2 separate regions of the Homo sapiens genome follow, and region 1 is linked to region 2. Evidence: chromatin contacts called from ENCODE Hi-C or POLR2A ChIA-PET data. All regions are on one chromosome and are shown on one strand. The core of a region is the stretch at or near the end of the contact, and the rest is flanking DNA. Distances in the headings are between cores, read along the strand shown. Region 1 overlaps PPP1R12A (protein phosphatase 1 regulatory subunit 12A). Region 2 overlaps SYT1 (synaptotagmin 1).

What was found. A loop is a pair of places that touch in the nucleus more often than their neighbours do. ChIA-PET counts read pairs that join two places held with the same protein, here RNA polymerase II (POLR2A). Pooled maps may share reads with other maps.
Region 1: a map of IMR-90 shows a loop between it and region 2 (4-fold over the local background). The contact joins two enhancer-like sites. A Hi-C loop is called at or near these places in 1 of 168 maps with a recorded cell type or tissue (IMR-90) and 3 of 50 pooled maps. POLR2A ChIA-PET finds 5 or more read pairs at or near these places in 1 of 52 experiments (endothelial cell of umbilical vein).

Annotation. Positions count from the first base shown.
Region 1 is chr12:79,771,880-79,777,917 of GRCh38, reverse strand. It overlaps PPP1R12A (protein phosphatase 1 regulatory subunit 12A), which reads left to right. Exons shown (of 25, transcript NM_002480.3): 25 at 1,903-4,350. The coding sequence ends at 1,989. All of the region lies in intron 5 of PPP1R12A-AS2 (PPP1R12A antisense RNA 2), which reads right to left. Among named protein-coding and RNA genes, the nearest start is that of PAWR, 84 kb to the right of the region's middle. Within about 2 kb of position 1,622, at least 2 of the 41 ENCODE cell types and tissues checked have a DNase peak (open chromatin) inside an H3K27ac peak, as active enhancers do.
Region 2 is chr12:79,404,352-79,410,836 of GRCh38, reverse strand. The region is part of intron 9 of SYT1 (synaptotagmin 1); the gene reads right to left. Among named protein-coding and RNA genes, the nearest start is that of MIR1252, 12 kb to the left of the region's middle. Within about 2 kb of position 2,681, at least 8 of the 41 ENCODE cell types and tissues checked have a DNase peak (open chromatin) inside an H3K27ac peak, as active enhancers do.

The DNA of each region.
Region 1 (6,038 bases), core at 373-2,872, 370 kb before region 2:
GATATTTCATTATTAAATTGTTTGGTTTGTTATTAGACCATTATTGAATGGCTTTGAAGATTGGAGACAAATCTTTTGTATTTTGTTTGCTTATGTATTACTTAGTTTGAAATAGAATTTTAGGAATACAGTGTTTACCTTTCTGAATCTCTTGTTCCTTTAAGACGTAATATTTTTAAAAAATTACCTGTGATTACATTCTTATTATACTCTTTTCCATTTTCTTATTTTTTATTCCTATTTCTTTATGTTCTGATTCCTGCAGAACCTGCACCAAATAAAGCAAATTCAATCTCTGAGGGAGTTAAATGAGCGACTGCTGACTGAGAATAGGGCCTTGACAAGAGTGGTAGCCAAGCGCTCAGGGTTCTATAGGCAACTGCAGTCTGTGAACCTATAATTTTTAGTTTCATCATTTCTTCTTGGTAGAGCCAGGCAGGTGTTTTTATATTAGTAGGCGTGTTTTGTAAGAGCTCACTTTTACAAATTAATGCCATTGTGTCTGGAGCATATCATATAACTAATTATGCATGGCTTCTTAGAATGTTAGAAATTGTCACTAATTGTATATTGCAATTGATGAGCTACATTAAAATTAGGGATGATTTTGGAATTTAAGTTAAAGACTTATCTGTACTTTTGTAAAGCTTTTGCACATTTTTTAGCTATACAGATATTTTAGGACTTAAAATATGACTATTATTTACAGTTCTTTACTAGAGAGAAAACCAACAGTATATAACATTTTACATATAATTAATATATTTTGAAGCTGAAGATTAAGCATGCATTATGTTTTTCAAAATAATGTCATTTGAAGTCAGAACCACATTAGTTTATATTTAAGTTTATATTACAAATATTCAAATGAATAAACTTAATATTACTATATTTTATATCTTAAAGATTCTGAACACAGATAAGAACATATTGGTTCCACGTAAAATTAAATCTTCTTAAAGATTTTGCTTTACCTAGTTTTGCAAATAGAAGTTTTACTTTTATCAAGTTAGATAAACTAATACATTTTGAAAACTGAGGAAAGAGGACTATTTTGGAAAGTATGGTTTAGGGACCAAAAATATGAGCTATTTCATTTCCTAGTGAAACTGGCAAAGAACATACAGTTTTAATCATCCTTAGTAGAGTATTCAGTTAACTTGTAATATTTTCACCCCTTCATCAATTTGTCTGTAAAACAACAGAAAATTGAGATGTGTTGTTTGAAGATATGAGGCTATTTGCTTCAAAATTGGTTATTTTTGTAATAGTTGGATCATAGATACAGACTTTCTACTTTAGCTTAAACATGATGCACTATTCTAATAATAGTAATTGCTTGTTACCATTTAATAAGCATCTATCTGGGATCGGACATTGTTTAGGCATTTTAAACTGAGCTACTGTAGGTGAATCGTTTAAGGAATTTTAATAATTTAGAACAAGTCTAATTTCCTCAATGTTTTCCTAGGTAGTTTGACTTTCTTGTGGAACAATATTAAGTATTATGATTTTAGGTCTGACATACATAAAAGCAAAAGTCTTTGGTTTAGGTGCTGACAGGAACCTCTTTTAAGAGCCTATCCTAACAAAAACAGGCTTGTCTTGGCTGCTGGAATGTGGTGTGCTTGTGAGTCATAAAATCAAGTGATTTAGTAAATTTCAATGGAAAATTTGGAGAGAATAAACCTTTCATTCCAGCATTTATGAAACTAATTAGCTTTACAAATCCAGGTGTGGTTTTTTTCCTTCTTCCTGATACATGTTTTAGATACTAGAAATATATATAACTGACAAAGCTTGATCATGTGTTTTGTGGTGAAAATATAACATTTATTAAGAATAATGTTTTATCTTTTAATATTGAAGGTAAAACTTGATCTTCAATTTTTCTCTTTATAGATGTTACCAGACCTAAAAGCAGACAACCAGAGGCTAAAGGATGAAAATGGGGCCTTGATCAGAGTTATAAGCAAACTTTCCAAATAAAAAAAAAAAAAGCAGCAAGTAATGGAATTGCACATATTAGTAACCCAGTGGACCATAATTGGCAGTCACTGGAAGTCTGGGAAGAATCCTTGGAGACTGTCATTTTCGGATATCCTGCCAAATGCCCTCTTATCTAGAATTTTTGTTTCATTTTGTTTAATTTTCTGGGGTGTTTTTGTTGTTGTTGGTTTGTTTTTTGTTTTTTTTTTTTAATCAAGACCATTGTTTCATGTTAATGCAGCTGCTGAGAAGATTTTTTTTTAATGACTGAGAAAACTTGTTTACAGCTCCAGCATATAAGGAAAGTGTTCAAGGCCAGATATGCCTCAGATATTTAACCAGTAAGCCTTAGTTGTACATAAATACTTTTGTGTCAACAAAAACTTTCAGCTCTCACAGAAGACAGTTACTCAACATTTTTTGATGTGCCACAGTTTCGAGTTTTTCGATATTTAAATTTTTTGGCTTTTCATCTAAGTTTGGGTTTGTATTTTTTCCTTCTAAACTCTTCATGTGGCAGAGTCTTCTATGTTTTCACAGCTTTTTCATTACAGAAAAGAACACTTGCTCTTCTGTGATTATTGTCATGTATTAGGCTAATGCTGTGTTGTCTCCCACCTGGAACTGAATTGCTTGGTGGAACATATGCTTTCACTGTTTGTGCAATATGCATTTATTTCTTATATGAATGCTTTAAAGTCATTTGAGGTTAGATCTTTTAATTCCTATTTTCTGCTTCATTGGTCACTTTTTTTTTATTGTAGTATAAGATGTTAGATTCTGTAATCTTCACATTCATTTTAGCAGGTACTGAGTGATGCTGTATATACAAATAAGTGTATTGTTTTGATTTTTAGACCACCACATGGCATGCTTGACTATTTCTTATTTCAAATGTCTGCTAATGCAGAGTAGGCTACTCCATGATAGTGTTAAAAAACAAAATTTGCTAACAATGTGATATAAAGACTTTAAAAGTTACACATTATGTGGAGCCCTATCTTTACAAAAGTTTCCTACTGTAAAGTGCTTTTATTTTCAGTTTTCACTTGATAGTACTCAACCATAATTAAAGTTGCATAAGATAATTGCTTTACATTTCACATACCTATATTTATCTGAGTGCTGTCTAAAACTGTTGTGCTAGCCAAAGTAATGCTATGAAATCATTTGCAGAATTAACCCGTGAGTTAATGTTAAATGCACTGTTATTGCCATGTGAAGAGGCATCGACTTTGATACCACCATCATGTTCAGACCATTTTATACATTTCAGTGGCCTTTTTTTTTTTTTAAGGAAAAAAAAGCGCAAAACCAAGTACATAGTGACGATGGCTTTTATTTGGACAAATAGCTTTTATATTTTCATTAAACCATGCAAAAAATACTACATCTTTCTGGCACATAACTGTCTCCTTAACCACTGAACAGTTCAGCCATTTGAATAAATTGTACATTGTAAAGCTTATAGTAGCTGATTGTATTATTGATTGTATTGTATACTATATTAAATGTGAATTTGTACCCCTTCATTTTAAAAGGTCATTGTGTTCTACTGCCTATTTTAGATTACTTTGGGGTTGGGGAAGGGTGTTTTGGTAAGCAGGATTTTAAGTCCTCTCTCTCTCGATTGGTTTTATGAAGATATAAGGTTATGCTCTTACTACCAAGCTCAGGATTCTTGATTTTAAAGGTACAAGGATAGTTGTGGGAGTTTTATTTTTGGTTATATTTGAACTGTATGAATGGTAGGTCTGAATATTGAGAATTTCCATGGTCTTATGTGGAGGTAAAATATACAGATAACTGATCAGTTTGAGTGACTGCAACATGTTCTGGTTGCACAACAGTTAGGCATGCTATGGTTTATATTTGTGAAGTTTGGATGCCTGTGAAGAATGATTAAATACATGTTTCTAATATTTTAGTGTTTTGTATTTAGGTTATTTATTCTTTGTATCTAAAACTGAACAGCTACTGTGCTATATTGATTTTATTGGTAGTATTGAGCAGACCTTGTTTCTGCATGAAACTAGTTGCAAAACCCACTATTTTGGAAATAAAAATGTATTTTGACATATACAAATAAAATGAATAAAACTATTTTAAATGTGTGAACTTTTAATGAAGACATTTTAAATTTTGTTCTGAGATATTTAAATTCTGCATGGGTATTTTTTCACTAATTGCTTTACTTGGATACCAATTTGAATAATTTCTGAAATTGTAATATTGTGATAATTTGCACAGCATTGTACATGCACATCTGTAAATGCAATCTTAATTGCCATATTTATGCAATCTGTGTACCAATTTGGACAAATGTTTATATATTTTACATAAAGCTGTCTGTATGCAGAATCTGAGAACTAGTTTTTTTATGATAATAAGTGGGTAAAAATTAATAACAGTGAGTTTCAGGGTAGTTGCTTTGTAGCACAAGATTTCGCTTCCATAAACATTGTTTTTTTTTTTTTTCTTAAAGTAAACCTGTGCTTTTTCTTATCTGCAAACATAGGCTTAGCGATACATATAAAGGTAATATTCCATTGAAACATACAGTTTACTTTAATATTAGATCATTTTCCAATTTAGATTTGTCCAAGGTTCGACCTGCTAACACATCTATAAATAAGAGGCACTTTTAGCCAGGCATGGTTGGGAGGCCCAGGCGGGAGGATCACCTGAGGTCAGGGGTTTGAGACCAGCCTGGCCAACAGGGCGAAACCCCGTTTCTACTAAAAATAAAAAATGAGCCAGGTATGATGGTGCAATCGCCTGTAGTCCCAGCTACTCAGGAGGCTGAGACAGGAGAATCACTTGAACCAGGGAGGCAGAGGTTGTAGTGAGCCAAGATTGTGCCACTGCACTTCAGCCTGGGCAACAGAGTGAGACTCCGTCTCAAAAAAAAAAAAAAAAAAAGGCACTTTTGATTTTGGAACTTTGATAGAGGACTGGTAGTAAGCCTAAATTAATACTATTGACTAAATTAATATTGACTAAATTAATACAACAAGGATTGAATTCTATTATTTCTATTTCCAGTACTTCACCTATTCATGCTCAGAATGGTAGGTTTTACTGTTATTTGTCCTCCATAAAAAAAACAAGCATTTTACATGCAAATACTTGAAAGCCAAATAAAAGCTACTATAGAACTCTAGAGGAGTATTCATATAAAAAAGTAAAGTAGATATTTTCTAATCCATTAGGCTAACTTTATTCTTTTGCTTAAAAGTATATTACTACTTAATCTTCCCTGGCTAATCTGAGACAGTCATGACTCCCAATCCCAACACATTTCCCATAGGGCATAATAAATGGCTTTGTAGATTATCCTTCACTTTGACATTATAAGCAGAACACAGAGCAAACTCCACTAAAAATTATTAACTATTCATTAGCTCTATCTTGTTAATGATAACCTTTGTTTGCAAAGACAAAAGCTGGCTGATGGAGTCTGCTTTGATGTTCCATGTTTACACTGTATGTGTGTGGTCTCTGTATCTGAATATGATATTCAGCAGGGATAATGTACATATGAGAACTCTAAAAGTATTGGGTTTAGAGTGAAATATTGATTATTTTCATATTTTATTAATCTCTGTCTAACTGAATCCATTTCTTGACTTTGATTTTGGAAAGGTTCTCTGGCGTTAATTGCCATACAAACGAGTGCTCTTTCTCTTAGGTAAGTGATGTGGAGAGTATTATATTGCTGTTCCTTGCCTATAAAATAACCAGATTACAAAAGTATTAAATATAAAATAAAATTACAGGAGTCAGAAGTGTGAGACTTATTTCTATAATGTAACAAATAATGGATTCTACCTTATTACTGTAACTTCAAAGTTTTATTAAAAGTTGTCTAAAGGTTATTAGAAGTAAGATCTTTTGAGCCAAGCTATCCCAACACGTCCCCGCTTAAATTCCAGTAAATGTCTGGGTCTCATAAACCAACTGCATTTTCATTTTTAAAAAGCTGAAGGAAAAGGGGAAAAGTGTGAAGAAATGAAGGATATTAGCAGATTCTGTCCTCAAAAATATAT
Region 2 (6,485 bases), core at 1,432-3,931:
ACTTTTTTTTGATACAGCCCCCAATAAGCCTACAAATACATGACCTTAAATGTTGATATAGTCAGTTTTGAGGGCATAACTGCCAAATGTAATGCTTAATTATAGAAAAGTAACACATTAAATGGATGTGAATAATGGTGAAAATAATGAAGTTTTAAAACCAGTGAAAATATAGCTTATTAAAATACAGAGGCCTTCAGTAAATACATTTAGGGAAAAGGAGCCTATTACTAGAGGAAAGTTCTTCATCTGAGATGCATACGAGCTTGTATAACCTGCTTTATTTTGTTGTTATTATTGTCGTTCTGTTTTTTTTTTTTTTTTTTTTTTGACTTTGAACAGCCTGAAGCCATGGTTTTAAGTCTGCATCTGTAGTGATAAGTGGAAAAGAGAGATGAGGAAGGGGCTTTACTGGCCCAACCAGAAACACAAACTAAGAACCCATGACTGAATTCTCGCCCTTGAACACCCCTGATTCTGTGAATGGCTTTATGACCCTGAGAGAAAAACTGTATTGAACTCCAACACAATCAATAGATGGATAGGCAAGTAAGGTATTTCTTTAGTAATAGTTCATATTGCTGCAAAATTAAGACAATGTAATTTGTACCCTGTGAATATACATGATCAGCCTATTATTCTCTTTTAGCAACATGAAACTTATTCTCTCAGTTTTCTTCATGTGGCTAATTTGTAGAACAGAGGGATAGGGTGCTTCAGGGATTCAAACCTTGATGATGATGAAAACTATTTTGTTAACACTGCCTCTGTAAACACACTCAGCATTTCAAAATAATTTTTGAAATGGCCATGAAGATATGAGCAATAAAAGAACACACAGCATTAATTCCTCCCACCCCCAAAAGTGTAAGACATTATTAGAAGTGAAGTGAACAGAGTAAGAAAAGGAAAAAAAACAGTTTAGAGTGATACTTTTTCTTTCTTTCCTTTTTCTCTTTAATCAATGCAAATGTTCATGTTTTCATCTCTGTAGGATTCTTTCCTTGCTGCATTCCACAAGCCCAGAGAAACTCGCTGGAACTCATACAAAATCCTCTCCTACTACCATATTAGGAATCAAAATGTGTAGCAGAAACCCACTGCCAAGCCGAGATAATCAACAGGGAATGTCTATGCCTTCAAGCCAAATGAGTGCAGAAAAATGATCAAGGCAGCAAAGTAAATAATAAAACTGAAAACTGGCTTTAGATTATGGTCTTGTCATGCACCCCACTCTCTAATAAGGCTGTTCTGGAAATTTCTCTACCTCTAGGCCATTCAGGTATAAGAAGCTAGTAAGGTCTAATTTTGCTATGAATAAAATTCACTCTAGGTCACAAGCAGAACAAAGCGAAGTAATATATCTTTGCCTTATTAACGATATCAAAAATTTTGTGCAGTTGCATGGCTTATAAATCCTCTACCATAATACCAAACTGATACTGCAATACTTTAAAATTTAGACATACCTTTTTTCAAATTTTGAAAAAAGTCTGTGAGTGTGTGGCAGTTACCAGAAAACTTTCCAGTTACATTGTTTTTGCTCCAAGTGAAATTGGTTAAGATTAATTATATTTTCCTTTTTTAATACATGGCACTTGATCCATCATATTCTTGGCTAGAAATAAATTTTTAATTAATATTTGCACCAAATTAATAGATGTTTCAAACCACAACATGGTGGTTCTGGAATTATAGCAAGGGACAGTATGCTGGGTTATATAATTAAGGCTTAGCAATTATCTAGTGGATTAAACAGACCATTGTGGAACTAACTGCTTGCTTTATTAAGACGGTAATGATTACACCTGAGAATGTAATGCTGGCCCGATGAGAAATTTGACCTTGCTGCCACATTTCTTGAGTTTTAAAGGAGGCAGAGGTAAGAAATGAGGAGATCAGAGAACAGAGGTTCCATAAATCAGTACCACAGATGACAGGAGCATGGATAAGTGCATAATTGTAGACTCAGGATAAAGCAAAGAATTTAGAGCTATTACAAAGTAATTTGTGTGCCATAACTCTCCGGGAAATTATAATTATCAGAGAAATAATAGACTCATAGTCAAACAGCTTCTGACCATATTACTTGGAAAAAAAAAAAAAAGAAAGAAAAGGAAAGAAAAAAATGTGGTCTAGGAAATTTGGAGGCGCCAGGACAAATTCAAAGAAATGACCTAAAACCAACCAAAATGTCCTTCTTGTATTTTTATAGCATGTCATAGTTTACAAAATGAGTTTTCCTGGCTGTTATCTTACTGAACCCTTTGTAAAGCCTGTGAGGAAGACTTCTTTATTCCCTGAATCCACATGAAAGCATGGGCTGAATCACCTCGCTAAATGACTTGCTCAAAGTCTCAGTAAGAATGTGCACTGTATCTCCGATCCTTGCTCCTTCCAATAAACCCACTAATGCCAATCTAAGTGGGCATATCTGTTTGTTTTCTGGAGGCCTCCTCCCTTCCTCTGTAGTGAGACTTAGTAAAAGCTCCCCACAGTGTTCACTTGGTCGTTCAGCCTTCAATTTGAGCAATTTCTAATTCTTCAATAGTTGTGAAATTCAGCAAGGTCTGGGATCTTGGGCATATTATTTAGCCACCTTGGCTTTGGTGAGGCAAAACTGCAGTCCAGAATCGACAATGAACCAATAGGAAATCCCCTCTGTTAGGACTAGAAAGGGCTGCCCAAATCCTTGGCTGCTACTGCCATCTCCTGTTCAGAGTAGCTCACCCAGGATTGCCTGTGCATACATTTGCTTTAAATTCAAGTGTAATACCCAGGATAAACTGATTTCAATGAGACTCAGGAATATTCCCCATGCATTTAAGGTTCTCCATTCAGCCTCTTCTCGAAGCAACATCTTTTGGTGGTGGTCAGTGTTAGAAGGCAGTTTGAACAAGATTAAGAGGATAAAACTGTTGTTCTTCTGGGAAGAAGAGGTCACAATACAGTAGTGATGTGATCAAAGATGGAAGGAAAGAAGACAGCAATGTCCTTCTCCTGTGAGTATACCAGAGTAAGGACAGCCACATCCACTCTAAAACTATAATGTTCTTTGCTTGGACTGTGCGTAAGAGAGTTGCAAAAACCACAGCAAATTACATCCTCTTCTGATTTCAGGAGGGGCCACCAAATAGTCTTTGATGTATCTCAGAGTCACAGACTCTGTGCTGTAGATACATCCCACCTAAAAGTGAGGTCAAAAATTGGGATGGAGGTGATTCACAAAGAAGACTGTATCTTCTCAGAGCTTAGTATTTGCATTTCTAAGAATGTGACGATCAGAGCTATCCCAATGGTATGACAAATGGGGACAACTATCCCAGGTCTCAAACTTTTCTTTGACTTCATGCCTTCCCAACAAATGGTGGTAGCAACTCTAGAGGGTGGCTAGATCACTCAGTTGTGGTGGGGAAGTGAGACGAAGGCATGGTGGTACTGTCATGGTCTTACCTCCCTCATCAAGACCTTTACCATACTTGTAGGATGGCATCTTTTCTTCTCAAAACTGGAAGAGACTACTCTTATGAGTCTATTTTCCTTTCAAGGTAGTTCCTGATGCTGAATTTAAGTTTGTTTCACTCAAATAATATTAGTGGTATAAGTACACAGAGTATGATTAGTCATAAGTAACAGATCATCCCGGGGGAGTTCTAGTGATAAACCCAGAGAAAAGAGTGTATCATGGAGGATAAAAAAGAATACAAATTACTTATTTGTCAGGGCCTGTGCTAAGCACTGTCACATGCCATCTTAATACTTGCCATAGCTTGATGAAACAAGCATTATTATCCCTTTTTAACAGATAAATAAACTGAGGCTCAGAACCATGAATTAACTTGTCCAGGGCCATAGGGATAGTAAGTGATAATGGCAGGATTTGAATCAAGGTCTTTATGACCTCCAAAGCAGGGTAGTTCACCTCTACACCAGAATAATAATGGCTGCAGTAATAAAAATAGCAGACATTCCGGGAGGGCTGACATGTGCCACACACTTTTCAAGGACTTTCAAATATTAACTCACTTTCTTTCTCACTACAATTCTGTGAGGTAGGTGCTATTGTGATCAATATTTTATTGAAAAATACAGAGAATTTAAGCACTTCCCCAAGATTACACCACTATCAAGTAGCAGAACTGGTATTCAAACCCAGATAATCTGACTCTAAGCCTGTGCTAATTGGTGAAATTTATCAGAAGCAGCAACTAGAGATCAGAGTGAGTGACACTTAGGTGCTCAGTGTTCCTAACATCAGTTTTCTATCACTGACTAATGTGGACAAGACTTTAAAAAGTAGCATGAGAATAATGATAGTGCTGGATCTGGTTCTAGCTTTATTTCTTGGTTCTCTTCAAACCCTTTTGGGCTAAGTTAAGGTTCATTTCTGCTGCCACCAACTTGGGCATGAGGTTGATTTATGTAGCAGAATCTTTGGAAGTTTCAGAGAGTGTATAGAATAAGGTGGAAATCAGACCTATAACATGTAACCCTTAGAAGCTCAGAGGCACTATCTTGCCCCAAGGGTCACCTCTATGCTTGAGATAGTGCTTAACCTGCAGCTACAGACATACCAGTCACCACAGTGCAGTGCAACTTGTGACTGTTGTTTAGGAAGTATCTGACCACCTGTCCATAATGTTTTTTCTTTCATGAAAGGTATTACAAACTAAGCCATCATAAGAGGATCCATTACCTAGACCTTCTTGTTCTTATGACAGAATTATATTAGCAATGCTCCACTTGGTCTTACTGACTCCCTTTCTCCTCTTTCATTTCCATATTAATTTTTTTAAACCATTACTTTCCTGTCATTCTTGTACTTAAAAGCCAGCCATGATGATCTTGTCCCATTAGTTCTCATTTAGTCTTTTAGATAAAAGTGGCCCTTTGACTCTCCAGTTAATAAGATCTAAGGAAAGTCTGAGTGGGATTTCTGAGAAACCCTTTGCTTTACTGGTAAAGAGGAAAAACTTGGTTGGGACAGCCACTGTCTTCAATTGCACCATGAGGAGACAATCATGGAAACAGAGGCCAACATACTAAGGATAGAGGAGCTGAAAAGAAGGAAAAAACACAGGTCCCTGATGGCATCATAGAGTAGGCAAACCAAAGGTTGCATTCTGACTTCTTGTTATGTGAAAAAAGTAATTCCCAAGTTGCCTACTCTACTGTTTACAGAGGATTTTCTGTTACTTGCAGCCCAATGTGTTCTTAACTGAAATAGATATTGCTTAGGGTATATCCCAACTGTGAAGCCTTGAGGGCAGGGGTCTATGATTGTTTGTGGTCAGACGTTTATTTGTCAAACTTCAGTATAATTCCTGAGATATAGCAAGAGTCATAAAATGTTTGTTTAATGATTTATTTTTGTATTTCCCATAGCTGGGTTGATATTACTCTAAATCTTCTAAAATTCTAGATAAATTAATCAATATTTAAATTATAATCTTTTGATTAGGAAGGCATTCATTGAAAAATCTGCAAGAACTCTAGGTAATATTTATTTCTGCCTGTTTGGAATTTTGGGGTTTAAAAATTCTTATGAAAAGTATACTTTTGATTCTATGAGCTTCTATGATTTAAGTAAGTGTTAAGATTGCACAAGAGTATATGGAGGCTTTGCAGATTTCATTTGATCAAGAAGAAATAAAAGCAAATCCAGATCAGATATCTCCAATACTTTAGAAAATGCTAATGACAAACATTCTGTTTATTTAAAAATGATAGAGCACTAGCTTCCAGCAATGGGACTGCCCTTGTTCATGTGGAAAAAGACAAACATCAACTTCCCAATCAATGGCCTGCTGGTATAATTGCTCAGTGTGAGAATGTTCTCTATTCCATCTGGACACAGTTAAATAATGCAATTTTCAAGTAGTTCTGAAGCTTCACTCACATACAGGCTGCCTTAATGTATTAACCTCCAGGTTGTCATTATGTGACAATGTCACAAAGAGGGTACATCTAGATCCAAGTCCAATAGTCAAATATGCTCCTTGACAATCTTTTTCGTGATAGCTGATATAAAAAATTAGGCTCCGCAAATAAACATTTTTTCCCTAAAGGCCTGGGAAATTCTTGCCATATAATTTACATAAGTAATTATGAGTGTTAGCTCTCGTTGCATTATGCAATCTGATCTAGCATCTTATGTGCTGAAACCTACGCTACGCAAGTCGCAAGTCACGTAAGCTTCCTGGATGTAGGCTTTACCTTTAGTTACATGTACTTGACCACTAAGTAGAATATATGCTCGGATGAAGCTGACTTCTCCAGATAAGTTGGTTGTGTGTATGACTGTTCACAGATCTGACCATCCAGCAAGACTTGGAAATAACTCACAGGTGAATTAAAACTTCTTGCTCCTGTGTACTGTAGTTTCTCAAAGAACATGGGGGAGAGGCTTGTTTAATGCTGGTGTATTTGCAAATGCTACTTTTGTGAGGGTGTGGAAGGTGTTTTGGGACATAATATAAATTACA